Regions from separate parts of the Homo sapiens genome. Here region 1 is linked to region 2. Evidence: chromatin loops called from intact Hi-C (ENCODE). Cell type or tissue: Calu3. All regions are shown on one strand. Links, peaks and the distances in the headings refer to the core of each region. The heading gives the core; the rest is flanking DNA.

Region 1 (2,828 bases), core at 119-2,618, 50 kb before region 2:
GTTATACTTGGTCATTTTAATACTGCACATTCTTCACATTATTCAAGTTTACCCAGTATCACCATTAAGCTTCCCATCAATGTATAGGATCTTGCATCCATATATATGCTTTTATACATGGAAATAATTTTTTATCCATATATATGCTTTTAAACATGGAAAGAATGTAGAAGGAGAGATGGACAAAAATAAAAGTGCTATAGGAGGAAATGAACCAGTATGACCATTGTTAGAATGATGCTACACTTCAGAGCAGCATTCCTTTCCAAGCCTCTAATTCAAAAAAATATGCCAAAAAAAACAAAGTATTGGACACTATATAAATATTTTTTTTTTGTACAGTCCAAAATATTTGACAACCAGTAACCACATTAAAAGATTACATGTCAACAAGACTTTCTTATTTAGGCCACTATCTATATACATCTTCTTAAGTGCAGGGAAAGAAAATAAAGGAAAAAAATATTTTTATGAATCTATCATTCATCCATGCACTCATCTACCCAACTAGCAGCATCTAATCTACCACACACTACTAGGTTTGAGTGGAGAAAATAGTGAAATCCTTGACTTAATTTCTTTTAATTTTACTCAAATTTATTCAGAAAAGTAGTAAACAATCAACAGTATAAAAGTACAATGGTTTCTAATGTGCCCCCAAATTTTAAGTTAATCAAAAATCTTAAGCGTTGCTAAAATGAGATCTAAAAACATTTTTGTTGAAATCACTGATAACTAACTCACCTGGTGATTCTCCTCCCATATCTGAGGCTTGGGCTGAATCTACTGAGGAAACCACACTGACAGCATTGGTAGGTATGCTTGTATTAAAGGTGGAAGGTGAGACTGCTGACTTTTTTGCTGCAACAATGACACTTCTGTAATAAAGAAAGTAAACAGACTGAAAGATACAAATTGATCTCTTGAATTAATTACATGAATTTCAAAACAGAAACTAGGTAGCTAACTTATTTTTCTAATTTTCTTTCTTATTTCTATTTGATGTACAATTTAGACTTTTCACCCAACATGAAATATCTTCAATACTGTCCATATTTATCTGCATTTCACTATGAAAATATAATAATCTATTTAACATTTAAGCTTATATTTACCACATAGTATTTTTAAAATTTAGGATCATCTTAATTATCTAACAAATAAAATATAACCAAAAGTATTAAAGCAGAAAATTCAACGTTTCCACAAGAATTGTAAAGCACTGCTAATCTGAAATAATAAAACCTTAGAAATCTTATAAGCTTAAAAAAAAAAAGCAGATATAAGCAATTTGCTAACATGTATACAACCCAGTTTTTCATTTTTAAACCCCAAAGACTATATCTTTTGATAATATATAAAAAAGCAATGCATAGGAATAAAAACCATACGCAAAAATATCAAATAGTCAAAGTTCTTTATCTTGTATATTATTCAAACACAGGTATTTATGATATACCAATTTCAATTAAAATGTAATACTTTATACCAAACAGTAAGTAAAAGACCTTGTTAGGCATAACTTAAAAGGCATTTTTAATTGAAGTTGGCTCCATAAACATGCAAAAACTCAGTTAATGAGGTAAAGAGGACAGCTGATATATAATGCACTCCCACAGCAGTGCTTACTTTTAATTACCTGGTGTTAACCATAAGCCCAAAGTCTTCAACATTCAATTTATTTAATCACATCTTTTGTTGACAGTACTATAACTGCGAGCTTCAAGTATTCCCTTAATAGCTTTAAAGTATTCAGCTTCTAAACAAAGTAACTTAGGTATTTGATCCCTATACATGCATTCAAAAGTGAAAATTATGTAATTCCAATATTTTAATAATACATTTTTGTAGTTATTTTTAAAAACACACACACAAAGCAAAATAGGTTTCGTTTTACCTCAGTGCCTATCATGTGAGGGCAAACACTGTTGCCAATTAAATCAAGGTCTCTTGTGCTAGGCATGGCTTATTCAATGTACTTCAGGGTAGCTGGTGTCACATCATTATAAGGGTGACTGCCAATGTTAACTATACACTAAAAAATAGAAGCAACAGCCACCTGAGCCCCCAATCCAAAATGGTGTGCTTAAATCACAGCAGCTTATATCAGATGAAGATTATTGACTTAAGGGGGAGTAGATATGACGAATGTCTGTGTGTGTGTGTGTGTGTGTGTGTGTGTGTGCGTGCACGAATGTGTGTGTGTACGTATGTATTAGTGGTACCTTCAAAAACAACGCAAAATGTAATTTTTGTATTTCCTACTGGAGGGAGAAATTTAAAACCCATTGCTTAAGAAAATCACTGTCTTCTACCAATGTTTTTGCAGGGGAGGGAGGAGAAATATGAAGAATTTACTTTCACATTTGTTCACAAAAGAAAGAACCAGCAAGATCTAGTTTACTCATACTGTAAGTAGGGACTGAATTGAGCAATAGAAAAGAATACTTAGAAAAGTGCAATTGCTTTTTCTATAATCAAAATGTAAGATATATACCCATCTATGCTATGACTCAACAATTCCACTTCTAGGAATTTCCTCAAGAAAGCTTATGTCCACAAAACATGTATACAGTAATGGTCATACAGGCTTTATTTATAATAGTCAAAAACTGGAAATAGCCCAAATGTCCTTTATGCAGATATAGTAAATTTTTAATGGTGCTATGCTTCTAGAATGGAATATTATTCAGCAATAAAAGGTAACAAACTACTGATGAATGAAATGAAAAGGTAACAAACAACATGGATGAATCTCAAAAGCATTATGTTGAATGAAGTCTTATACTAAGGAGTATATACTTTATGGGTTTTTTTTTTTTAACATG
Region 2 (2,828 bases), core at 81-2,580:
TGTAACACTTAAAGATATAGAGAAATTATCATTCTTGGTATTTATTCCTTCTAGTCAATTTTTTATTAAATAAATAGCTATATAATTATACAGTATTCCTTCTGAGTAATGAAAAAGTTCTTAAAATTCAAAAAACATACACCGTAAATGAAACTAATAGATTTTAATGCATTAATTACTTGAAATGTAAATTTTCCTCAGAAGGTACAAACATAAAACTCCAAAAATAGTTAGATAATCCACATATTGGCAGAAGATGTTCATAAACAACATAGCTAGCAAAGGATTAAGAATGAGACTACATAAAGAACTCCCACAAAACAACAAGAAAACACAGATCAAGATTATGGTGATGTAGCATTTTAAATTCATCAAAGTGACAAATTTTTAAACTCCAGCCATACCACGTGATTAGGTGATGTGAAGCAATGAGAACTTAAACACTGCTGGTGATATGTAAACTGATACACTACTTTAGAATACTGTATTGTATTGGAATACGATACTTTGGAAAAGAATTTGCATTATCTTGTAAAGTTCAACATTTTCACCTTATAAGTCAGCAATTCTACTTCTAGGAATATATGCAGAAAATTCTTGAACAAGCACAAAATGTATACGAAAATGCTAATTAATTGGTAAATAAATAGTCATGTCATGCAATACATTACAATTGAGAAAATGAACAAAACTATATGGGTCAATGTGGATGAATCTCAAACAGTAATAAGCACAAACAGTAATTAACAAAAAAATGCATTCAGTATGCCACATTTACCTTAAGTGCAAACATAAAAAATAAAACTCTTTATTGTTTAGAGTTATATACACGTAGTAAAGGTATAGAAAAGACAAAAGACAACACCAAATAAAAGCTAGTGGTGTTGGGGGTCAGGCGAAGAAGAGGAGACAAAGCAATTATAGAGGAGTAACCCAATTTCATAAACAGTGATCCTTTTTGTATGCTTAGAGTATTTCAAAAAAGAATTTAAGCTATATATAAATAACTAAACTTACTTTGGCTTAATTTAAAAAAAAAAAAAAAAAAAAACTACATTCTTCCAAACCCAGTTTTTAGCTACCTGTAAGATTAGCACAGGGCAGACATCACCCAGAGCTTTTCTGTTTACTCATCCACCTTACGTTGCTAAAACAACTGTTCATCTTTGAATATAGTGCGCCACCTTGTGTTCAAAAGCTTTTAACTCATATAAAATTCTGAGACCCATGTTTGTAAACAGGGCTTCCTCGAAAAAAAATATTAGGTTGGTGCAAAAATAATTGCAGTTTTTGCCGCAACTACTTTTTCAGCACCCTAGTATAAATTCCTTTATGCTGTGGCAATAGATTTACCATTATAAAGATAAGTACATGTAAAAACAACATTAGAAAAAATTATTTTGATTCTAAAGAAATTACAAATGCTTTATTTCTATTGATAATCTTTTTGAGCTTTCATTTTGCTGTACTTTCAGAAGATAACTTGCCTTTTTTCCTTGATTTTAAGTATCGAAATTTTTTAAATGACTAAAATTCAAAAATTATAGATATTTAAAATGCTACAATACGCTTTCATAAAGAAACTTACCTTTGAATGAGTGATTGATAAAGTGTCTACCCATACACGCCAGCCACCCCACTCATATTTGACTGCATGGTAAAGCAGGATTCTGAATATGGCGTATACCATTTCTGTTATCTTTTGCTCATCTGAATTCTTAGGATTAAAATAGCAGAGAGAAAGCATCCATTCTTGCCACACAGAGCATTGTAGCAAGCTCCTGAAAATTATGAGAGGGTACTAAATTACTGAAGAAAAAAAAATTATCTAAAATAAATCTAAAGGTTTAAAACAAAATAACCCTGCCCCTCCCTTTCCCCCCGAAAAAGAAACACATTTAGTTATACATTAAGAACAATTCGACAATGTGGTACTAAAAATTCTAACTTAACTATGTGGTACATTATTTACATACTCTTAATAAAAAAAATAGAAAAATCATTTCACAGTATTTTTAAAGCAATTTTTCTTAGATAAAATGGGCTTATACAAAAGTACATTTGAATACTGCAAATAAATGCTTTCTGATTCAGCTTACCTCCTGTTTTCTCTACTGTTATTAAAAAGTTTAATCATGTCAGAAAGAAAGGCTCTGCGAACCTCCATGCTCTCTGGGCACTGGGGAGAATTTCGAAGTAGGGTCGCAATTACTTTTAGTATCTCTGTAAGACAGTTTATAAATAAGTAAAAACCAAACTCAACAAAAAACTCATGATAGAAGGTCATCCATCTATTGCAATTTCTTTAGTTTCCCTAACACAAATGTCTACCAAAAACATCCTCTTCTGTTATTAAAAAAAATCACCTCTGGAAAGAAATGACAATACATTCATTAGAAAGCATTTATAAATATGAAAGGAAATTTCTTTCATGATTCAAATGTGCAAAAATAAAGCTGAACTTTAAAAGGTTAAAATAAAACAAGTTAAATTATAAATGAATTAAATGTCAGTGAAACTGCTTACTCTCTCTGAGATATACCAAATAGTAAAGTTGATCTTAAAAACAAGCAGGCCGGGCGAGGTGGCTCACGCCTGTAATTCCAACATTTTGGGAAGCTGAGGTGGGTGGATCACTTGAGGTCAGGAGTTCGAGAGCGGCCTGGCCAACATGGCAAAACCCCATCTCTACTAAAAATATAAAAATTAGCCAGGTGTGGTGGCGTGTGCCTGTAATCCCAGCTACTCAGGAGGGTGAGACAGGTGAATCGCTTGAACCCAGGAGGCAGAGGCTGCAGTGAGCCAAGATCGTGCCACTGCACCCCAGC

What was found. A loop is a pair of places that touch in the nucleus more often than their neighbours do. Peaks named below come from ENCODE experiments on the same cell type or tissue, not always from the same donor. Only the 100,000 strongest peaks of a DNase experiment are listed, where the experiment ranks them.
Region 1: a loop joins it to region 2, with 2.1 times the contacts of the local background. A loop is called at or near these places in 5 of 110 quality-filtered maps.

Annotation. Positions count from the first base shown.
Region 1 is chr4:150,816,380-150,819,207 of GRCh38, forward strand. LRBA (LPS responsive beige-like anchor protein) reads right to left here. Exons shown (of 57, transcript NM_001364905.1): 31 at 745-878. Among named protein-coding and RNA genes, the nearest start is that of LRBA, 200 kb to the right of the region's middle. In Calu3, for the core only: no CTCF peak of the experiment used is centred there; no DNase peak of the experiment used is centred there.
Region 2 is chr4:150,866,083-150,868,910 of GRCh38, forward strand. It overlaps LRBA (LPS responsive beige-like anchor protein), which reads right to left. Exons shown (of 57, transcript NM_001364905.1): 21 at 2,100-2,223; 22 at 1,589-1,781. Among named protein-coding and RNA genes, the nearest start is that of LRBA, 150 kb to the right of the region's middle. In Calu3, for the core only: no CTCF peak of the experiment used is centred there; a DNase peak (open chromatin) is centred at 1,159.